2 separate regions of the Homo sapiens genome follow, and region 2 is linked to region 1. A link is a loop called in an ENCODE intact Hi-C map of the cell type or tissue named here. Cell type or tissue: Caco-2. All regions are shown on one strand. Links, peaks and the distances in the headings refer to the core of each region. The heading gives the core; the rest is flanking DNA.

Region 1 (12,461 bases), core at 2,096-10,095:
GATGTTGCGAGCCTTCCTTTAACCATTCAACATTTATTCAATAAACATTTATTGAGCACCTGGCACAGTACTTGGCACATGCTGGGCACTCAGTAAGTATCTGTTGAATAATGAATGAATAAGTGCCTAATGCAGACATGAGAAATACAGGGCAAGTTGCCATCAGTCCCTGATCCTGAAATCACTAATCAGAAATCACTAATGGATGAAGGCACTCTTCTCTGCAGACTCTGGACTCAGCTGAGAATACTCAGACTTGGAACATGAAATGAAACCTATTTGCCATTTCTGGCCTATGCACAAAGATGAAACACTTTTTATCCCTGCTTTCACAGAGCTCACAGACATAGGAAAACCTGATAGAAAATACATGAAGTTAACATAATATATGTTAAGATAGAAGTATAAGAGCCCAGAGGAAGGCTGTGGCATCTAATGATGCGGATGAACCTATAGTTCTCAAACTCCCCTTGGCTTTTAAGATGCTACTCCCTCCAGATTTTTCTCTTGCCTCTCTGATAATCCTGTTCTTAACCTCTCCACTAACCACCTTGCCAAATATTTGGCCTTCTCAGGGTTTGGCCCTGGTCTGCTTCTATACTGTGTAGGCTCTCTTGGATCACTGCATTCCCTCTCACGGCATCAATCGCTATTTACACACTGATTATATCCAAATTTATGTCTCTAGCCCTGACCTCTCTCTGAAGCTTCAGTCATATATTTCCAACTGCCTCCTGGACAGCTCCACTTGAATATCCTACAGGCTACTCAAAATCTAACTCGTCAACTCTCTCCTTCTAACCTTCCTCAGTAGCTTTCTTCAGCCTCTGGTAATCTTGATATCCTTTGAGACATTGCTATTCTTCACTTACAAACTAGAAACCTTGGTATTAACATCAACTCTTCCTTCTCCCTCAAACCACCTTCCCATTAGCAAATTGCTTAAATTTAATCGCAAAAATAGCTTTTTAAACTCATTCATCCCACTTACTACACCATCTCTCACCTTCTAGCTCATTTTTTTCTAATCTCACCCCCACTTTAATCCATCCTCCACAGAGACACCAAAATTACCTTAAAGTACAAATCTGATCTTGTTACCTCTCATCCCCTTCCCTTGCACTGTCCTCTGATTTTTCAATAGTCCCCAACTGCCTTCAAGATAAAATTCCTCGCCTGGCATAATCTGACCCCAATCTACTTACTCCTGTTATGGCCCTGCAGATCATATGACCCTGGGCCTTTGCCCATGCGGTGCTCTCACAGCCTGGTGTGCCACAAACTTGCTCTTCAGCAACCTCTTGCATCCTGCAATATCCAGAAATCCCATTCCAACGTCACTTTGAAATACTTCCCCAGTACCTCATGTCAGAGTTAGTTATACCATCTTCTGTAAATAAATGATTTTATAAGAGTCTGAAATTCCTCTCATAAAAAAACTTGTTATATGTAAGGCAGTATTAATATTAGTATTAATGTAATATATCTTATAAAATGTGCAAATATCATGTTTCCATGCACAAAGAATGAACTGTTTCATACACTCATTAAATAAATATGAAGACTCTACCATGCAGCAGGGACTGTTCTAGTTGCTAAGGATACAGCAACAAGACAAAGTCCCTGCCATCATGGAGCTTATGTTCCAGCAGGAAAGAGAGACAATAAGCAAATACGACATCGGATTCTCAGATATCATAGATTTATACAGAATGCTTTTTATTGAGACAGAGTCTCACTCTGTTGTTCAGGCTGGAGTGCAGCGGCGCTACCTCAGCTCACTGAAACCTTCGCCTCCCAGGTTCAAACAATTCTCATAGCTCACTGCAACCTCCGCCTCCCAGGTTCAAACAATTTTCGTAGCTCACTGCAACCTCCGCCTCCCAGGTTCAAACAATTCTTGTGCCTCAGCCTCCTGAGGAGCTGGGAATACAGGCGTCCACCACCACTCCCAGCTAATTTTTGTACTTTTAATACAGATGGGGTTTCATCATGTTGGCCAGGCTGGTCTCAAACTCCTGGCCTCAAGCAATCTACCCGCCTTGGCCTCCCAAAGCACTGGGATAACAGGCGTGAGCCACCACACCTGGCCATATAGCAGAATGCATTTATTGGAGAGACTGAAAGATGAGAGTTATTTTAAATATACACAACAAATTACAACTCTTGAATAATGAAAGAATTTTTAAAAATCCCTTGAAGCTGAAAAGAATTGCTCTTACACTACCCACAGCCTTTTGCCTATTCACTATCATCAATATGCTTATGTTATTATAAAAATAGAGAGTGCAACTCCAGGAAAATCTACCCAATCTAGGGAAACTGGAGGGAAGGCATGAATTACCAAAAGTGTCTGAATTCAAAGAATTTTAATGAAAAATAAAATCTTAAAACTTTATGAGACATAAACTCTAACTACTGATAAACTGTTTCCACAAAGAGGCACCATCAGACCTATTTTTGAGCAGAGTATAAATTGGAATTGGTATGCAAATAGATGTTGTTTACTTTATAAAGCCTTTTAAAAGTTTGTTTATTTAAACCAGCTAAATAATCCCCGCAAGCAACCTTGAGTACATAAACCCAGCACCCTACACATTTAAATGCTCAACATGTATGTATTAATTTCATAGCTTTATTTATATGCTTGGTCAGTTGCCTTTTACAGGAGGGCTTCACAAACCACCAAACATTCTAAACACTGGAGTTTCAATTAACGGGGTTGTATTATGCCTCCTTTAAAGAAGAGTAAAAGCCATCAGCACAGCCAATCAGGAAAACTGGAGAGACCCAAGGCCCCTCTTCTCACTAAAAAGGGCCCTGTTCTTCCCATAACAAAGAGTGCCTCCTCTACAGGAGCCCTACAGAGGTTAAACTCACCAGGCTGTCCCTAAAAGACTTGTTCATCTGTTGTAGAATACCTTAATCCCTACCATAGCCCTGGAAGCTCTGCTGTGGAATTTTAGGACAAAAGTCATATTTCTTCAAAACAAAAAAAAAAGGATTTTAACAAAAATGTTCTTCGGCCAGTCTGCTCCCCTCTGCCCCTTACATCCCCTTTATCTGGAGAACTCTAATTCATTCTTAGATCTCTGCCTATGTGTCTTCTCTTTAGAAGAAACTTCTGTGACTGCGTCATCCTCACCAAGACAATAAGGTGCCCTCCTAAACATTCCCAGGATACTCTCTCAGTATCCCCATCACAGCATTTAATACCCTGGACTAGGCCTATTTCTTTGACTGCCCCACAAGAACACAGGTTCCTTGAGATTAGGGTCTATGATGTGATTACTGGTGTCTTCCATACACGGCACACAGCACTTGTTACTAGAAGGCACTCCACCTCTATGGAATAAAGGAAGATGGTTTGTCTTGTCTTTTTCCATTCTTTACTTTTATTTGTTTATTTACTTGGGAAACAGAGTGAGAAATTTCAAATACACTTTGTCTAAAAGCACAGTATTTCATAAATGAAAAAAAAAATAGTCACTGATATGAAGATGTCTTAGGGAAAGCCACAAAAGAATGACTCAGTTCTACACCAAGATGCATTTCCTACTTATTACTAAGAATTCTTCCTATTAAAATTTAATGCAGTCTTCTCTAGCAGTTCATTTTGTCTGCCAAGTCCTTTATGACTATTTTGATAAGTTATTTATTACATATGAATGCCGCTATAATAAGTGGATAGCATAGGCAACGGCTCTCAGGACAGAATAAAAAAGGGTCATGTCCAGCCTTCATTTGTTAAGGCCAAATCACTAGATCCTGTGACCAGTAGTTATCACTGAGTGCTGGCCTGACTGGCAGGGCATCCTGGCACACAGTAGGCACTCAATACATGTAACTGCTGAATGCACAAATGAATGAATGTCAGGGTGGAAGGGACCTCAGATTGTAACCCTTAGAGTAATGGGAACACTGTGCAATAATGATGAAACACAGGTGGATACAAAGGCAAGCAACCAAACATAGTGTGGTCAAGAACAACTTACATATCCTCTGTGAGGCTTTGTCACTTCATTTCTAAAATGGAAGTGGCAATAGAATTAAATGATAGGCCGGACGCAGTGGCTCACGCCTGTAATCATAGCACTTTGGGAAGCTGAGGCAGGCGGATTGCCTGAGCTCAGAAGTTCGAGACTAGCCTGAACAACATAGTGAAACCTCATTTCTACTAAAATACAAAAGATTAGCTGGATGTGGTGGCACACACCTATAGTCCCAGCTACCTGGGAGGCTGAGGCAGGAGAACTGCTTGAACCTGGGAGGCAGAGGCTGCAGTGAGCCGTGATCGTGCCACTGCACTCCAGCCTGGGTGACAGAGACTCATCTCTAAAAAAAAAAAAAAAAAAAAAAAAAAAAAAAAATGAAATGACATAATGTACAGAGTGTCTTGCATTAATGTCTAGCAAACAGTATCTGCTTAAAATTATTATCTGTTATTATTTCATAGATAGATACAATTCAGGTACTAAACTGAAAAGTATAAAACATCAGACTAAACTTAAAACTTGAAATGTATAAAAGAGATGTCTCTAGGAAATAGTATAAACTCAGGACATGACTTATGTAGGTATCCTCCATACAGTTTATTGTAAGCATTCTATTTGAGTAGAAATGATGTTTGGTAAAGGTAATCACACCTTAAACAAACTGAAAAGTCTGTTATCTAAAAATAATGCAGTACTTTGATGGCTTACATATTGTAGCTTAAAAACACATATTACATTGAATTATACAAGGATTTCTTTTGGAAGTGTTTATTTGTATATGTATCTGTGGATCTGTATTTTCACATAATGGAGTTGCTTAAAGTGAAGATTATCCCATATCCAGGTATAATTATACCAGCACTGTGAAAGTCCTCTAGCTACATCTGGCCAGGTCCTCCAGGACAAATCCGCATTATTTTGCCCTAATTTTAATTTTTAATACATGGGACAGAGTCAAAGTTTCTCCATATTCTGTTTAACTCAGGCAGTTATTCAAAATTCCTGTCTTTTGCAAACATCAATTTCAACCTTGACTTAAAGAGAAAGAAATGAAGCAAACACAAAGAGATAAAAGGAAAAGCAGAAAAAAATAAAATGCACCCTTTTGGCCCTGCTTTCTACAGGAAAAGAAAAAAAAAAATGCTGCTTCCCTAGCCTCATTCTGACTCTGTTCCTCATGGTTACTTTCAGAAAAAGCCAAAGGGGTAGGGGTGGAGTGGGTATGGAAGAAGGAAGGGAAGGGACGGATTATAAGGAAGGTAGGGGAAAAAATAGCTGCAGAAGAAAAGACGAAAAAAGAAGAAAGGAGAGCTGAAACCCGACACTCAGGAACTCAGGCCTCCAGCAAGAGACTTCTTGGACAGCAAACCTGCCAGCCGGGACGGGACGTGGACTGGTTCCAATGGCAGCCTTCATTAACGCTTCATACACTCAGCCCTTAATTTACAACCGTTTAACGGCAAACATTCCACAAGTACCTTTGAGGGCAGAAAGAAATCTAAGAGAAATTAGGTGCCTAGAGAGCTCCCCTCAAAGGCAAGAGCCCTTTCGTGCAAGTAAGCAATTTTGCTGCCTCCCATTTTTTTTTTTTTTTTCAATCTGTTTGGGACTTTGAGGGCTGGGGTGGGAAGGTAGTGGAATGGAATAGATAAACAGCCAGTCAAGAGCTGTGGGGAGGTTGACAGAATTGGGGTGCAGGTACATGTAGGATACACAGAAGCTTTGTGTCTGTGGAGGCTGTATGAGTCTGTGGGTGAGCAGCATGTCTAAGTGGGTGGAAACATGTATAGCTAAAGGCAGGAACTCTTCCCATACAGCTAAACCCTTGTTCAAGCAATTTAAATAAACAAGAACATTTTAAAAAATTAAAACCCCACTAAAACAATCCTTGTGGAGCAGTTTTCTTGAGTGCTTAAGTAGAGACCAGATTCAAAAAAGGATTAAGAGAATGTCGCATAACCAAGCTGCAGAAACTGAAACCGAGCGGGGTGTGAGGGGAGATGGCTTGGAGGGTGGGGCCCTCCCATAGCAATTTCAGCAAGCCTTTCTAGTCATCCCTTAAGCTTTGTTTCCCTTCAGCCCATACCTGTGCGTACTGTAAACAACTCACACATGGTTGTAACTAGCCAGGGCCCAGAACTGGTTAGGCAGCTTTTCTCCCAAGGCCACAGTGAAGAATCAGTCTCAGCCAAAACACAGGAGTCCTGGAAAGAAGACTTGAACTCCCTCTTTTCTGGCAGGAGAATGGGGAAAGGGAGGCTAAACAGATTACCTTTTAACTAACAACTTTATCTAAACGGATTAACATTGAAGATTAACCTTCCTGGAGCCACAGAGCTGAATCCCCACTCCTAGGGTGCATGGCTGAGTGGAAGCTGGTCTCTGCTCTCAGCCAGGATCTGGTTCCAACCTCTGTCTGAAACGGAGGGCAGTATCTTAGCTAACTTCCTTTTAAAGGTGCTCTCTCAAGTCTCTCCAGAATGGGCTCCATGGAAAGTTAATCCCACAGGCTAAGGGGTCTCATCTTCACAGTATCCAACTGCAGCATTTAAATGCACTTCATCTTCCCTGGAACAACAGGAAAATACAGTGAAAGCTCAAAATGAGGCAGGTGACAGGGACTGGGAAGAAGGGCTTGTACTAAGCGTGGAACAGGTGAGATGCAACACCATGCCCTGTTCTGCCAAAATTAAGACCCTCCTGCCACAGTTTAAGCTAAAGTCTGTGTACTCCCTCATTCCCACCTCCTCCAGAAAAGGGCACTTGCATGCTTTCTGTTAAAGTGAGATGGTTTTTTCCCCTATTCCAGTGGAATACGGTAAAATCCTTATCCCTTCATAATGGGCTTACCTGAAAGTGAATGAGGCTTCCTGGGAAAACCCTTCTAAAGGAGTGTCGGATGCCTCAGAAAGAACTAGAGTTACCTTCCTCCTTTCTGTTTCATCAAAATCATAGCAGTTTCTTAGCTTAGGGACTCTAAAGGTGGTTGCTATTGAACTGTGAATCTGGTTAATCTCAGGTTAAGTTCACCTCTGTGTCTGCTTTTTTTTTTTTTTTTTTTTTTTTTTTGAGACAGAATCTTGCTCTGTCGCCCAGGCTGGAGTGCAATGGCACAATCTCGGCTCACTGCAACCTCGGCCTCCCAGGTTCAAGCAATTCTTTCTCAGCCTCCCGAGTAGCTGGGACTACAGGCGCCCACCGCCACGCCCGGCTAATTTTTGTATTTTTAGTAGAGACGGGGTTTCACCACACTGGTTAGGCTGGTCTCAAACTCCTGACACCTCAGGTGATCTGCCCGCCTCGGCCTCCCAAAGTGCTGGGATTACAGGCATGAGCCACTGCGCCCAGCCCTGTGTCTGCTATTCTGAGAGCAGAAGAATCTCCAATTTTTATAAAATGCAAGCCATTCCTCAGGTATGAAGATGACAACCTCTGGCCCATTAGAAGTGAGTTGTTTGGATTACTTCAGTGGCTGGATCAATCTTGATCGGTGTGACCAGAAGCAAACGTGTCTGAGATGGCTTGACCACTTTAGGGATGAAGTCTGTGGCCAATGAATGCAGTAAATAAACTAACAGGCCCACAAGGGATTGAGCCCCTAGTCATGTGTTTACTAGCCCGGTGCTTTAACCAGTTAAGCTACACTGTGTTAAACAGGCATGGGGCTGCCTCAGGAATCAAATGTGCCAAAAGCTCTGTTTGCCTTTTGTGGCAAGAGAGGGAATGCAGGCAGACTTTAGTTAAAAAGCAGTAGTAGGCTAGGCGCAGTGGCTCACGCCTGTAATCCCAAAACTTTGGGAGGCTGAGGCGGGTAGATCACCTGAGGTCAGGAGTTCGAGACCAGCCTGACTAACATTGTGAAACCCCATATCTACTAAAAATACAAAAATCAGCCGATGGTGGCGGGCACCTGTAATCCCAGCTACTCGGGAGGCTGAGGCAGGAAAATCACTTGAACCCAGGAGGTGGAGGTTGCGGTGAGCCGAGATCACGCCACTGCACTCCAGCCTGGGCGACAGAGTAAGACTCTGTATCAAAAAAAAAAAAAAAAAAAAAAAGCAGCAGCATACTTTAGGCTCTTAATATTTTCATTATTTTAGTCTAGCCTTACAGAAGCAATACATCTTGGATTTTTTAACACAGTCCTGACTCAAGTATCCCATTTAAATTTTCCCATAATTATACTCACAATTGTAAGACCAAACAGACTAAATTGAGATTTAGGAAATGGGAACACCATATTTAAAGTACTCAACATTAGGACAGGTGCTTCAGATGCCAGGACGATTTGGGTCTTAGCATTGCCCCTAAACTGGCAGCTGTGAATTAAAATTTGGTTTGGAAAAGAATTGCTCATGAGGTCTGAGTTGCACACACACTGGCTTCAACTTTTGTTGGCTTGTTTCAAAAGAGCACAGAAGCTTTTTAAGAAAAGAAGAAAAAAAAAGCGGGGAGAGGGGGTTTGTACAAAGCCAGCTCTTTGCTTAGCAAACCAGTAGGAAAAATAAAATGAAAGAACACATATGCAAAGATGTATTTCCAGTTTTCACTCCAGCAGTAGGCTTTTGGAAGGGCACAACCCATTGAATCTAAGCTTCCCTAAGCATTTATATTATATAACAGAGCAAGAAATGAGACAAGTGTCCCTACAGTCGCCAGGCATCCTGTGTCCAAACCCCATTCCCAGTTATCCCCATGCCAGGCCTGTGCCCCTCCCCTCCTGAGGGACAGTCCCACTCCAGGCAGCTTTTATAACAAGTCTCAACCCTCAAAAGAAAAACAATGGGTTTGAACTATTAACCCTTCCCCAGAAAGGACTAAAATTAAGAAGAGGCCGCTGGCAAAATGTTCACATGGGAATACTGTAAAAAATAACAAGGTAAATATGCGCCCACAATTGCAGATTTGCCCGAAGAAAGAGAAAAGAAACAAAAATGGAGGGGGGTGTGGCTGAGCAGTAGAAGACGACTGGAAGGTCAAGCTCAGAATCTATTAAGAAAGAATTATACCTGCACATCATGTATCCCAGAACTTAAAATTAATAATTAATTAATTTTAAAAAAAAAGAATTACACAATTTAGAAAGAACTGGAGTTCATGCTGGTCTCAGAGGGGAGCAAAGTTAGAGTAGTGTTAGACATGAGATCTATTGGGAGAGAATGAAAAGAGGGGCAAAATCATCTGATAAAGCTACTGGCAGAAACACTCTTCTTTGCAAAAAAAAAAAAAAAAATCAGGAGGAAAAAAGAGACAGAAAATAAATCTGGTGTAAAGAAACACCGTGATGTCTATCAGCAGGGCGGGGTTGGTCAGGACATAGACTGGAGCTGGACAAACCAGGATTCAAATTAACGCTCAGCCACACACCTGTTGAATAACCTGGGGCAACTGAGCCTCTGTTTTCTTTTATGTAAAAGTGGGATAATGATCCCTCCCCTTCCTACCTCCGGGTAGTTTTAAAGGTCAAATCTAATCACATAAATGAAATATGCTATACGCTCCGAGGTATGACACAATGTCAAGCTATTTCAGGTGTAAGGCTCTTTATGAAAAATTTGGCTGCCCAGGTAGCTCTTCTAAAAGTTAAAAAGAATAAAAAAGGCAGAGTGTCATTGGAAAGGGTGGTGCTTGTTGCTCAGAAAGGATAAGAACCAATGACAAAATCAAATGCAATCAGGTTTTTCAAGGAATTTACCACATACTGAGAGTTCCAGTAATCCAACAGAAAATCAACAAACACTAGTATGTTCCTCAGAGAACTCTGGGAATTAAACTAGTTCAGCTCAACTGATGTCTCTCCTATCTCTAAGAGTGCCGGTAGTCATCCATCCACAAGGTTTGGACTGGAGAGATACACAAAGAAGCCCTAAGACAATGGAAGACAATGACTTAACCCTCCACAGTGTGCCTTGGTCTCGACACCTAACTCCTGTCTGAAATTTTCCAGCTCTGGTCTCTACCACCCTCTAGGAAGGGAGGGAACAAAGGAAGGAGAAAGGGGAAAGAGAGAAAAGAAAAAAAGAATTCTTACTCTAGTAGCCAGATAAAAACAAACAAACTGGCTATGGTTTGAATATGTCTCCCAAAAATTCATGTGTTGGAAACTGAATCCCTCTGCCCTCACGAATGGATACAAATGGATTAACATTGCTATCCTAGGAGTGGGTTTGTTACTGTGGGAATTGCTTTGTTATAAAAGCAAGCAGTCTGGCTCTCTTGCTCCTGCCCTCTCACCATGTGATGAACTCCACCATGTTACCAAGAAGGCCCTCACCAAATGCCAGAGCCATGCTCTGGGACTTCCCATTCTCCAGAACCACAAGCCAAATACACTTCTTTGTGAATTCCCCAGTCTGTGGTATTGTTATACCAACAGAATATGGACTAAAATACCAGGAGAACCAGAAACCCAGGAATTGGGGAACTCTCCAGAAATGTACAGCAATAATTAATTTAAGTCTCTTAAATTAATTATTTATTTAATTTTTAAATAAAAAATTTAAGGCCAAGGCATCTTAAAGGCCCAGAGTTATAACCTACAAACTCTCCTGAGGTATTATATTTACAACATGGCTGCGAGACCCCAAAACGAAGGCCATAAAAAGTCTATTCTTAAAGGTAATGTCCTAAAATATAGCAGAAACTTCACAAATTCATGGAGAAAAAGTACATACCAGGTCCTGGCTTCAAGGCAATAACTTTAGAATTATCATAGGTGGGAACAACAAGATGAATATCATGGTCCTCTGAAGGCTGTATAAAGATTTGGGAAATTCTTGATCCTTGGCCAACAAATTTCAAAGTGTGGTAGAAAATTATCTCTGCACCCCCAAATAGCTCCATTTCAATACCATTATTCCAAGAAAACTAGATAGTTCCACGTCGTCATAGAACTATGTTATATTTTCCAAGTGTCAACCCTTGATGTCACCATCTACTTACAAAGGAGAAGAGATGACCACCCTTCTAGGGGACAACAACCAACTCTGTTCCTTCCACAAAAGACAGGGAAGATAGTCTTCTTAGAAGGCCCTGAGGGGCCACATAAACCCATCCTGGCTGAAGAAGTGAGGTAACTGGTTGTACAAAAAGAAGCAGACATGATTTAAAGCACTGTTTTCAGACTTTTTAATGAATAACGATTCCTCAAAGGAAATGTTACACCATTGAGCATTTTATAAAACAAAAATAAGCATAAGAAAACCAACAAGAAGTCCAAGCTAAGTGTAGATCCTGGAACAGGATCACTGAACCCCCAGGGTTCCAACCCAAATAAAGACAGAGGGTACAGGGTGCATGCAAGTAACTGATCCAATTCAGGAGACTGAGTCTCATATCCACGCTGTACCACTTACCTGTGGTGTGGCCTTGGCCAAGGAACTAAATTTCTCTGACCCTGGAGTTCCTCCTGGATAATTTCTTTTTTTTTTTTTAATTTAGAAAACACTGAACAACATAAGAAGTAAAAAAGCTCAGAGATGAGTGTGGAAACAAAATTAGGGTGAAGTAACAGTGACAGAAATAATAACACCTTAATTCTTAATACACTAGGATGTCACTATTATCCCTACTTTATACATATGGAACTGAACCTGAAAAGTTAAATGCTGTGTCTAAAATCAGGATGAATGGAACAGAAGCTTCTGCCCCACAAACAGGTATGTTTTCCACTAGATACAATAAACTCCTACATCATAGGCAGGTCTATAATGACTCTGGCAATAGTCAAAGTCATTTGAAAATGCAAAAAGTACACAGTAAAAATATGACATAAAAATGAACTTGCATTATGACAAACCAGTAATGTCCCCAGATATTGCCAAATGGCCCCTGGGGGCAAATCACCCATGGTTAGAACCACTGCTCTAAATATATGGGTTGAAACTAAAAATGCCTTTGTAAGGAACAGGCATATAAAAGTTAATGAGTAAGGTGTTTGCATGGGAGGGACTATGATGAACTAGAAAGCTCATGCACCATCTCAAGGAGAGTGCATATTTACCATGTAGGAAATGAGGCCCGATTTTACCATGTGATTTTGCAAGGATTCAAACCTGAATTTGTATGTCAATGTGAGACCCTAATGCACTTGAAGGTAACCTTTCTGCACAGAAAATATTTCAGGGGCTACTTTAGTTGTAAAAGATACCTGATGTATTAATGCATTAAAGTTCAAAATTGAGAAACCAAGAAAAAAAAAAAAAGAGGGGACCTGCAGGGCAATAAAACAAAACAAAAACACATATCCAATTTTTCCCTTTTACTTGTTCTTTACAACTCACTCTAATAGTAAAACTGGACTGAAACAACAGACTTTCTTTTACTGAGAAATTCTACTTTCCATTTTTCTGTGTTCAGAGTACCATATTGAACTCCACCAAAGCCCTAAAAATTACAACCTTTGGAGCTATTTTGTCAGCTGTATTTCCCTAAAACGTATTTTTCCTAGCTAGCCCAGGCTGGGTG
Region 2 (12,461 bases), core at 1,364-9,363, 83 kb after region 1:
TAGTACTATAGGCTTTTTTTTTTTTTTTTTTTTGAGGCAGGGTCTCAGTCTGTCACCCAGGCTAGAGTGCAGTGGCGTGATCTTGGCTCAGTGGAACCTCCACCTCCCAGATTCAGGCAACCCTCTCCCGTCTCAGCCTCCTGAGTAGCTGGGATCACAGGCAAGCACCGCCATACCTGGTTAATTTGTGTGTGTGTGTGTGTGTGTGTGTGTGTTTTTGTAGAGATGGGGTTTCATCATGTTGGCTAGGCTGGTCTCAAACTCCTGGGCTCAAGTCATCCGCCCACCTTGGCTTCCCAAAGTGCTGGGATTACAGGCATGAGCCACCACACCATGCTCTGCATAGCTTTAATATGTCACTAGAATCCATATGTTTCAGTTCTGAAATATCTCATATTGAGACTATTGAATTAACCCCTACTCCAATTCCACTTTTTCCACCCTCAAATTCAGCCATTCTTCATAATGCAGACAGAGTAATCTTCCTTTTTTTTTTTTTTTTAGTAGAGAAAGGTTTCACCATGTTGGTCATGCTGGTCTCGAACTCCTGACCTTGTGATCCACCTGCCTCGGCTTCCCAAAGTTCTCGGATTACAGGTGTGAGCCACCCCGCCCGGCCCAGACAGAGTAATCTTTCTAAAAAACAGATCTGATTATGCCTTTTGCTTGGTTAAAAATCTTCCTTATTGTCTGTAGGCTAGAATACGGTAAGATACCTTACAATTCACCCATAACATTTTTTCCTCATTGTCTGTGGCTACATGCCACATACCCTGTGCTTTGACCTTGGGCCTTGTTCTTTCTAGCTCTGTGCCTTTGAGCCACTGTTCCCGTTGCCAAGACCATGCTGGTGAAGTATCACCCATCTTTGTAGACTCCAATGTTATGTCCTCTGTGAATTGTTCCTGGGTCTTTCTTTCTCTAAGACAAAAAAAATTGCCGCCTCCTTTGTTTGTCCCTAGTAGGTTTGTCCATATCACTATTGTGTGTCCCTATTAGGTTTGTCCATATCACTATTGTGTGTCCCTAGTAGGTTTGTCCATATCACTATTATTATATTCATGATGCTTCACAATAATTAGATATTTGTGTCTTGACTATGTATTATTAGCCTTTGCATCACCTCACCTCATTCAGAGTCTGGCAGTTCCTTAATACATGGATAATTTGTTAAACAACTCAAGACAGTGATTTTTATCCTATTATATAAGAGAAGGCAGAGATGGTGAGAATGATACTTTAGATATTCCTTAAATTCACTCCTAAGGCAAAGGACATTGAAACTCTATTACAAAGCATGACCATGATGTTCTTTTCATCCACACTGAACAAGCATATGCTTTGGGAAATAATTATTCTTATTGTTCTTCTGCAAATATTAGATTATTTTATTTTATTTTATTAAAAGATGGGACACAGTGTTCATTTAATTAAGCAGTTTTCCTCTTGCATCTAAAATCAAGTATAATTTCCTCTTTAAGATCAAATGAACTATAGTACTTGAGAGAAACTTACATGATATAAAAGCATCTGGCACAGTGTACGGCACAGAGTGAGCATTGAGCAATGAAGTTTATTGAAAGAAAAGGAGAAGAGAGGGAGAAACACAGCAGTAGAAAACAAGAATATTAGGTGCTGATGCTGAATGACTCAGAACCAGTCAGAACTACAGATGAAACAACTCTGAAGTGTGGACCTAGTTTAGAAATAACTTGCTGGGAATTCTATTCCAAAAAGTGAATTATGTCTTTAAATGTTTGTGTGTTATTATTTCCAAGCTTCACTATTTTTATAGAAATGCAGAATATTAAAACTGGCATCCATTTTTGTCTGGTCCGGTAGTTTCTGTGGAATACTCTCAGAGGAACCCAGGAGTTCTCTGGCAGGGACAGCCTGTGAGGTGTTGGTGAGGCAGCCCAGGCTGTCAGGAACATGGGGTTCTCTGTTCTTCACCAAAGAACTTCTACTGTGTCTATTTTGTACTGGAGGTTTCTGTGTACAAGTTCGTTTGAGGAAAATTTCTTAACTTTGAAGTTGAAAACATCCCAAATCTACTGTTTAGGTCTAGGTTTTTATAGATGAGGAACATTTCAAGTGACTTGTCCTGTGTCAAACAACTATTGATGCACTAGCAGCTAGTTAGCAAGCTAGTTGGATTTCCTTTTTTGTTGCTGTTGTTGTTGCCTCAGTTTGGACATGGTTATAGGAAGTGATGAGCACTAGGGGAACAGGGAGAGGTGAGGGCGATAGGTTAGGAGCTAAATTAGGAAGGTTGTGGCAAGGGAGTCTGCTTTTCATGCAAAATAAGAAAACAAATCAGGAGATCTTCCTCCACTTCTTCCCTCTTAGAATGCTGCTCTTAAATATACAAATGGCTGCAGCAGCTTTTCCTTCATAGAATGCTGACAGGGACCCAAATTTGAGTAACTGCTTTATTATATATATTATATGTATAATATATATTACAATATATATTTGCATATAAATATTTATATATTGTATACAATATATAAATGTATAATATATATTTGTGTGTATATATATTTCTAATATATATTATGTAGCAATATATATAGGGATATGCATGTTTTATTTTCTTAATTTTAGTTTTTGGAGATGGAGTCTCGCTCTGTCACCCAGGCTGGAGTGCAGTGGCATGATCTCAGGTCGCTGCAGCTTCTGACTCCTGGGTTCAAGCGATTCTCCTGCCTCAGCCTCCTGAGTAACTGGGATTACAGGCATGCGCCACCACACACAACTAATATTTGTATTTCAGTAGAGATGGGGGTTTCACCATGTTGGCCAGGTTGGTCTTGAACTCCTGACCTAAGATGATCCACCCACCTCGGCCTCCCAACGTGTTGGGATTACAGGGGTGAGCCACGGCATGTGGCCAGGATATGCATGTTTTATTTAGAGATATAGATATCCCTATGTACAGTATATATACCACTTTGGTGGTAAGATTGATAAAAAATTTGAATGACTTATAAAATGTGATTATGGAATTTAGAGAAGGTCCTTTTTTTTTTTTTTTTTTGACAGTCTCAACTCTGTCACCCAGGCTGGAGTGCCACGGCGTGATCTTGGCTCACTGCAACCTCCGCCTCCTAGGTTCAAGTGATTCTCCTGCCTCAGCCTCCCAAGTAGGTGGGATTACAGGTGTGTGCCATGACGCCTGGCTAATTTTTTGTATTTTTAGCAGAGACGAGATTTCACCATGTTGGCCAGGCTGGTCTCAAACTCCTGACCTCAGGTGATTTGCCCACCTAGGCCTCCCAAAGCACTGGGATTACAGGTGTGAGCCACCGTGCCTGGCCAGAGAAGGCTCTTTATTTGCAGAGAAGGTTCAAAGATTTATTTAATATTGGCTTTAAAATAGATTGGATTTGCCTGAGGAAAAGAACTCTTTCATGTCTGTGATCCAATTATTCTATCCTTGCTGGAGGACAAGGTGTGTTCAATAGCACAATAGCTGGAGAGAGTGGATAGAAAAAAGGTTGCAAGGCCATTAAGTCACTTGATTATGAAAGGAAAATTAGGAAATTAGTTTTAGACACATTTAAAAGGTGACAAAAGACACTGCTGTGATAACCAACGACTGAGAGGAAAGAGAAAGGTTAGAGTTTAGAAGTAGGATAAGAGATTCTGGGACATTTCAGTAATGTTCATTTTGTTGTTGTTTGTTTCTTTTAGAGACAAGGTCTCCCTTTGTCACCCAGGCTAGAGTACGGTGGTGTAATCATAGCTCACTGCAGCCTTCCAACTCCTGGACACAGGATATCTTCCCACCTCAGCCTCCCAAGTAGCTAGATCTACAGGTGTGCACCACCACTCTCAGCTAATTTTCATTTTTTAATTTTTTTTTTGTAGAGGTGGGGTTTCACTATGTTGCCCAGGCTGGTTTCAAACTCCTGGCTTAAAGCAATTTTCCTGCCTCAGCCTCCCAAATTGCTAGGATTACAGGCATAAGCCACCATGCCTGTCCTGTTTCAGTAATGTTAAGAGAGATGGTTCCGTTTGACATAAGAGACTAAACAAAGAGGCATAAAAAGGATAATCTGAAATTCAGGAATTAAAAAGTCAATTAAAAAATGAAAGAGTAGATTCAGGCAAGAGAACATTAAAGAAGGAAGACAATTTTACAGTGTGAAAGAAAGATGAACAATGGTCAAAAGAATTCTAAGGAGACACAATTTAATCTGAATAAACTTTCAAAAATGTTGAGGGAAGAAAGACTAGCTCAAGGAGAAGATATTGAAAAATAAGAGTAGAAAACTCATTGATTGTCTTGTTGAAAACTAACACAGAGAAATATAATTAAAGGAAGAGATATCCAAAGACATCCCAGACAACTTACCAGGTAATACCAGAGGAGTAAACAATGTAGTCATTAATATTGCAAGATTAAGCTTCTCTCTTGTTTTGGGGGGAATTAGAGCGAGTTCATGCAGAATAAAGCAATTACCACACATGAGCTCGAGTTAAGGTTTCCTGCCTCCCGATGGCATGCACGGCTTTGTGCCATGAAATCAGAGTAGACAAGACTCAGGCATGTCATTGGAATCCAGTAAGTTGTGAAGTATACATTTCAGGGCAGAATCATGCTTTTTTCAACTTCAGGAATGAATTCAGGAAGACTTAGATTTAGTATAATGGGGATTTCCACATTAAAAAGACCAAATTGGAAATTACTAGCATAGATGAAAAATGTATAATTTGTGTGTGTATGTGTGTGTGCCATGGTGAAATAAAAATGGACTGGAGCATGGAAAGTAATTTAACCATTTAAAGAGACAATTGTTTCATTAATATTTACTTATATCTGATTAAATATTCATGATGCTTTGCCTTCCCTCCGTGTCTAACAGTGTTGCATTCATGGCCATCTGCACCAGCTCAGCACACGGGAGGTCTCAATTAGCCATTCAGGCTGACAGTGGACTCTCAGCCAAGGGGCCCATACCCTGTGATGGGCTAAAAACAGATGATGAGTTTGTCTGCAGGCATAAGCAACAGTGAGACAGACTTGCCCTGGGCTGGGATTATAGTAGACAGGCTACAGCATCACAGTCCCCTGAAGAACACAGAAAGGATGATTTCAGAAATGTCTAAATAAATACGGGCAAGTGAAAAATCTCTGCCCAGGATGCATGCTGTCCTGTGGGAAGCCATTCTCAAGGTGTGAACAGGACTAGAATTGGAGCTCTTGACACCTAGCACCATGCTCCCATCTGCCACCATGAGGTTGGGCAGCAGATGACCTAGTTTGTAATCTTAATTTAGCAATCTGTAAAACAGAACTGAAAGTATCTCCCTCTCAAGGAGGTGCTGGGAAGGCAGTTATACACCCCAGCACTGCTTGTTGCTGAGGGGTCTGGCTCTTTTATATCATCTGCAATAGCAGGATGAGTTTTTCTTGCATTGTAATTACCTGACCCATGTTTCTCCTAACTGTGAGCCTCTGGAGAACCAGACTATGTTGTGTTCACCGTGGTATTCTAAGACTAATGTAGCAAAAAAAATTTTTTTCAACAGATTAGCATTTGGGGATGGGGAGGCTAAGGTTTGATATAAGAACTTTTTTTTTTTTTTTTTCAGAGACAGGATCTCGCTTTGTCACCCAAGCTGGGGTGCGGTGGTGAGATCAGAGCTCACTGTAACCTTGAACTCTTGTGCTTAACCAACCCTTCTGCCTCAGCCCCCTGAGCAGATAGGACTATAGGTGCATGCCACCATGCCTGGCTAATTTTTTTTCTATTTTTTGTAGAGAAAGGTCTCACTATGTTGCCCAATCTGGTGTCAAATTCCTGGCCTCACATGATCCTCCTGCTTCAGCCTCTCAAAGTGCTGGAATTATAGGCATGAGCCACCATGCCTGACCAGAGCATGGTATTAAAAGTGGCCGATTGGCCGTGTGCGGTCACTCACGCCTGTAATCCCAGCACTTTGGGAGGCTGAGGCTGGTGGATTACCTGAAGTAAGGAGTTCGAGACCAGCCTGGCCAACATTGTGAAACCCCCGTCTCGACTGAAAATACAAAAATTAGCCAGGCCGACTGAAAATACAAAAATTAGCCAGGCGTGGTGGTGGGAGCCTATAATTTCAGCTACTGGGGAGGCTGAGGCACGAGAATTGCTTGAACCTGGGAAGTGGAGGTTGCAGTGAGCTGAGATTGCACCACTGCACTTCAGCCTCGGTGACAGAGCAAGACTCTGTCTCAAAAAAAAAAAAAAGTGGCCGACGGTTCTATCCATTGTGTGAATGTACATCCATTGTGGAAGTGCTCACAAACAATGCATGAATAACATTGCTGTCTATTATTAAAAATCAAGTGTTAGTTTTTAAGGAAAAAAAAAATCTCTGCTAGCCTGTCCTGAAACAGAGTTGAAAGTAGCATAGAACCATGACATTTGCCGTAGGCAGAATAATGCCAACTCTTTTTTCCCAAGCATGCCCATATTCCAATGCCCAGGACCTGTGAATATGTTACTTTGCATGGCAACAGGGAATTATTAAACCCGATTAAGGTGAAGAACCTTGATGGGGGACATTATCCTGTGTTATTCTGGTCAATCCAGCATAGTCACAAGAGTCCTTAAAAATGATGAAAACAAGAGTTGGCCAGAAAGATGCCAGAAGCTGGCGTTGAAGATGGAAAAAGAGGTACAAGCCAAGGAGTGTCACAGCCTCCTGAAGCTCAGACCTCAGTCCTCCAACCACAAAGAGCTGAATTCTGTCACCAATCTGAACTGAGCAGAAAACAGATTTTCCCGTAAAAACTCCAGAAAGAACAAAGACTGCCAACACCTTAATTTTCATCCAGTGAGAATGATATTGGACTTCCAGCCTACAGAGCTATAAGACAGTAAATCTGTGTTGTTTTACTTCGCTAAGTTTGTGATAATTTTTTAGAGCAGCAATAGAGAACTACTACAACATCTCTGACTCACAGACCACACTTGCCATTAAGCTTTCAGGTCCTCTAAGGATTTTAACAACATTGAGGCTGTACTTAGACATTTACCAGTGGTCAGGATGAAATTAACGTGCAAACAAATTGTTCTTTCTTCTTGGAAAGGTGCATCACACTTTCCTTTTTAATGTCATCGTTTGGAAGCTCTTTGTCTTCTCATTTCGTTTAAGTGAGGGAGTAAGATATAAAACCCGATTTTTAATTTGTATTATTTAGTTTGTTTCAGCAAATGTCTCCAGAGCTTTGTCATGTGCAAAGTGAAATCACCTATATGCTGTGTCTTTAAAAGCCGGGGAAGTGCACAGAGCCGCAGCAGCAGTCAATACCAATTTCCACATCTGGATCAATACCATCGGATGGCTCTGTAGCTGCAAAGATTGTTTCACACGCACACTCAGAGAAAGGGAGGGCTGGGGAGAGAAAGGGAATTGGTTTTAATGATTTCATGGCTCTGAGTATTCCCTCTCTCCCTCTTTTCTCTAAAAGAAATAAATACATAAAATTAGAAACCAAATTTACGAACCTGTCAGTCCGCATCAAACCCAGCTTCTTTCTCTGACCTGTCACCAAAAGTGGCATCTAATCTAGCAAATAGCCTTATTCTTTGTGGGAGGTTACACGTGTTGAAGAAAAGAAGTGATAACACTGTCTGCAGTGATGCAATAATAAAAATGCTTTGTATTTACAGCAGGCTTCTCCTCAAGGATTTTATAGGCAGTTTCCTCAATCTACAAATAGAAAAACAAGAACCAGCAACTTGTTCACCATCACCCACCAAGAAAAAAACTGACGTATTAACTTCTATACTGTATCTATATGCATATTTGGACAACATGAGACTAAAATGTTTTCTTAGGTGCTTCCACTGCAGTCTGACTTTGTAGCTCTCAGTGATAGAGTCTCCCTCATGAGTGGGACTGGACAGCTGTTTTTCACAAGGCATAGTTGTTGGATCTGCCAAGAGAATGCAACTGCGATTGAATCAGCAAGGGAAGGGCAGGGACCTGATGCTATTAGCTTTGCTGGAAGCTTTCCCAGTAGGTCAGGGTCCCAACCATTTCTCCTCCTGGGAGCAGGCACAGCTTTGATTCTTCAGCGCCTCTGTGAGACCCCAGAACGCGCTCTGCTGCCACAGAGCCCATTAGCTCACCTATAAAGAAGGCTGACCCTCACTCAGTGTAGGAAACTCACCATCAGGATGAGCCAAACAAAGGAATAAATATGTCCCCTCTGGGCCCTGACATAATGAGGAAGCTTAATCCTCAGCTTGGTAAATGCCACAGCCACAACCGTGACCAGCTCAATCTTCAAGGCAGATCAAAGGACTTTCAGGAATGGTTCTGAACAAGTCCCAGCTGGAGGGCCAAGAGGTTTCGTGAAAGACTGACTTTTCTATATAGCAGTTATAAAAATTATCTTCCTCGGCGTCATGTCTTTCATTTTACTCTACTTTATGGTTTCACAAAGCATTCCCACATACATGATCACATATACTTTTCACAAACATTTTGTGCATTTGATCACTTGTCCATAGCTGAGGCTTGGAGAGAACATGATTACGGAAGGTAATCACTGAAGTGGCTCAGGGGATTGTGGAGCTGTGGACTGAATATTCTAGCTAGCCCCTTGAGTGTCAGGGGTGGGACAGGACCAGGGTAGCAAAGCCTCATACATCCTTTTACTCTGATGCAGTCTATTTCCACAAATAGAATCTGAATCATAGACTCCTCAACTCCGAGATGCCTGATTAAATATAGGCTGCTCTCTCCATGGACATCAGCCATCTGTGGCTGGGCTCACTGTGTCCTTCCAAGGGATCCCTACCTTCACTCTGCTGCCCATTCTCCTGGAGCACAGGCTGGATGCACTAAGTCAGCAGGGAGAGTCCTGGAAGGCAACCCATTTCTGAAATTATTATGGCTTTCCTTTAAGAGCCAGTAAATCCCCACTAAATTAGTCTTCACTGAGCAAAATTTGAGAAAAGCACAAAATGCTGAATAACCATTGAAAATGCCACTGTTATTTTGCAAAAAGTCTCCCAGCTTCACTCCCATTCTCAAACTGCCCACACTGTATTTAATTCTTCCTGATGCTTGCTTTATGTTCACCCCAATACATCCTAAATCAATTAACAGCAATTAGTTTGATTATGAAACTATAAAACCAGATATAAAAAGCTCCCATAAATCTTCCAGTAAAGCACCCAACAAAACAAAATCTGGCTAACAGCTAAATTAAGAGTTTTTGTTGTCGTTGTTGTTATTATGTAGCTCTCGCTTCAGCCTAATAAGGTTTGTTAGAAAATGTTCACTGGAACACAGGTGATTAGCAAGCGGATCTCAAAGGTTTCTGGACAGGGAAGAACCAGCAGAATGCTTTTCTCCCCGTAGTCCATTGAGTTTTCTTTAGTTTTCCAGAGGGCTTAATACCTTCTTTTGTTTTAGGTTATGATGATAACCTACTCACAATGCAAGGTAATTTGTTCTTCAGTGGGGATTATTTTTGGTCAACTACGTCAAGTCTGGTTGAGGAAATTATCATGGTTCCACATTATGAGGAAGAAGTTGCAAGGGACCACTTTTTTGGTGAAAAGAGGACCAAAAAACATAGATCCTCTACATATTACCAGATAAATGTCCAAAAGGAGTTTCCAAAATGTTTGCTTAAAAAATGCCATTTGGTACAAAAAATTAGCCAGGCGTGGTTGTGGGCACCTGTAATCCCAGCTACTCGGGAGGCTGAGGTGGGAGAATTGCTTGAACCCGGGAAGCAGAGGTTGCAGTGAGCCATGATCCCGCCACTGCACTCCAGCCTGGGTGACAGTGAGGGGCTTTGTCTCAAAAAAAAAAAAAAATGCCATTTGGCTGAGTGTGGTGGCTCATGCCTGTAATCCCCGCACTTTAGGAGGCTGAGGTAGAACAGCCACTTGAGTCCAGGAGTTTGAGACCAGCCTGGGCAACACAGAAAGACCCTGTCTCTACAATTTTTTTTTTAAAGTTAAGTGGGCATGGTAGTCTGTGCCTACAGACTGCTTGAGAGGCTGAGGCAGGAGGATCACTGGAGCCCAGAAGTTTGAGGTTACAGTGAACTATGATAGAGCCACTGCATTCCAGTGTGGGCAACAGAGCAAGATCCTGTCTTTAAAAAAATTAAAAAAAATATTACCGAGGTGTGGTAGTGCACACCTGTAGTCACAGCTACTGGGGAGGCTGAGGCAGGAGGATTGCTTAAGCCCAGGAGTTCAAGGTTTCAGTGAGCCATGAATGTGCCACTGCACTCCAGTCTGGGTGGCAGAGGGAGACCTTGTTTCTTTAAAAATAAATAAATAAATAAATAAATAAATAGCCGAGCATGGTGGCTCACACCTGTAATCCAGCACTTCAGGAGGCTGAGGCAGGAGGATGGCTTGAGTCCAGGAGTTCAAAACCAGCCTGGGCAACATGGTGAAACCCCATCTCTATGAAAAACGATGACAATTAGTCAAGCATGGTGGCAGGCACCTGTAGTCCAGCTACTTGAGAGGCTGAGGCAGGAGGATCACCTGAGCCCAGGACGGTTGAGGCTGCCATGATCATGAGTGAGCTGTGATCACGCCACTACACTCTAGACTGGGTGACAGAGTGAGACCCTGTCTCAGTAATAATGATAATAAATAAATAAATAAAAATAATACAATAAAATATTCCATTACTAAAAAATCAAAACAACAACAGAAAGAATGTCAAAGTATATCACTGGATAGCCATCACATTTAATAGTTTAGGCTGGGCACAGTCACTTACACCTGTTATCGCAGCACTTTGGGAGGCTGAGGTGAGTGGATTGCTTGAGCTCAAGAGTTCAAGACCAGCCTGGGAAATAAAGTGAGACCACGTCTCTATAAAAATTACAAAAATTAGCCAGGTGTGGTGGCTGTGGTCCCAGCTTCTAGGGAGGCTGAGGTGGGAGGATGGCTTGAGCTTGGGAGGAAGAGGTTGCAGTGAGCTGAGATCAAGCCACTGCACTTTGGCCTGGGCAACAGAGCCAGGCCCTGTCTCAAAAAAAACAAAACCAAAAAAAAAAAAAAAAAATTAAAGGTGTAGCCAAGGAGTATTTATGGTCATGTGACACTTTAGCACCAGAAAGGTCCCCCCCACCCAGGAAAGATCCACACAGGATATATTATCTGTCAGCTTCTAAAGGAACTTATGATTTTTTTTGGCATAACTGGTAATAACAGCCATACAGTTTCAGGCAGTCACTGAAACATAGCAAAACACCAAAGCAACAATTAAGAAGGAAAAGACACAGCATGTTTACAATATCTGAATTTAAAAGTGCTCTTTTCTTGGTGGTCTCTGGACTTCCTCCTACTTCCCTGAAGTTTCAGGGGAGAGAAGTAGCCAACCCTTAACATGGCATAAAAAAAAGCTCACTTGTGTAAGTTCGCTCAGTAACTGGAAGAAGGATGAATCTGCTTGGATTGATGGGCAAACGGATCTTGTTCTCAGGAAAGGAGGCAGAACTGACATTAGATATAGATAGTATCCCTCTAGGTTTTTCCTGTGTATGCCAGTTCTAATCTTCTTTCTTTAGGAACTTAGTATAGCACACTTGGTTAAGGTCATAGTGTAACATATTTGTTTTGCATTTTGTTTTCATTCACTCATTCCATGAAATTTATTGAGCGCCTACTAAATGCACAGTGCCATGTGCATAGGCGTTTATTTAATTACATCTTGCATCATTTGGCAGATTGATTCCATAATCACAGATTAGTTGGCTGGGATTCTGATTCTAATTTTGCCCACAATTTGCCGTGTGGCTGTGAGTTAGGCACCCTACCTCTGTGAGATACCTCAATTTCTTTCTCTGCATGGTGGAAATTAGAGTAACTGACAGCTGCTTAGAGATGTGTTGGAATGATTCATGTTCAAGTCAAGGTAAGGCTTGCGAAGTTCAATGATTTCATCCTCAAAAATGCCACTTTGAGATTCATGGAAGTAAAGATTCGTTTGTTTTTTTTTTAAATTTATATTGCAATAGTTACAAGTTTCTCGACTATTTTATTTATTTCTTTGTTACTGTTTTCTGATTTAATGACTGCTAGCTGGATTCCAGGGTTTCAATATCAAAGCCATTAACCTGGATCGATTGGCCAAACTTGAGGTCTTCTCTGAGAGATTTTCCGTGGCAATGTAGAGGTAAGAATTTGTATATGCCCAAAAGGTGGATGAGCACAAATTTGAGTAAGATTTGTAAGGAAACTGAATTTGAGCCTGAGCTTGAATTTGGCTTCCCAGCTTCAGTACTTGTTATGTAGTATCAGGATCATTTTATTTTTATTTGTGTAGTAGTTAACTTGCTTTGTTCTGATAGCAAACAACTGCCTCTTAATCTCAGACATCACCTTTACTCATGTACTGTGAACTGGCAAGAAATACACTAATGTATTTACCATGAAATTGGCAAATATCACCCCTAAAGGTACCTATATCTTCATGAT

Evidence for each region. Peaks named below come from ENCODE experiments on the same cell type or tissue, not always from the same donor. Only the 100,000 strongest peaks of a DNase experiment are listed, where the experiment ranks them.
Region 2: it touches region 1 in a loop (3-fold over the local background); 8 of 110 quality-filtered maps call a loop at or near these places.

Annotation. Positions count from the first base shown.
Region 1 is chr1:164,595,839-164,608,299 of GRCh38, reverse strand. The region is part of intron 2 of PBX1 (PBX homeobox 1); the gene reads right to left. Among named protein-coding and RNA genes, the nearest start is that of PBX1, 43 kb to the right of the region's middle. RefSeq lists enhancers at 4,555-5,319, 5,320-6,085. In Caco-2, for the core only: no CTCF peak of the experiment used is centred there; DNase peaks (open chromatin) are centred at 5,391 and 6,109; H3K4me3 peaks cover 188 bases.
Region 2 is chr1:164,511,678-164,524,138 of GRCh38, reverse strand. No RefSeq gene overlaps it. Among named protein-coding and RNA genes, the nearest start is that of PBX1, 41 kb to the left of the region's middle. In Caco-2, for the core only: a CTCF peak has its summit at 5,215; no DNase peak of the experiment used is centred there.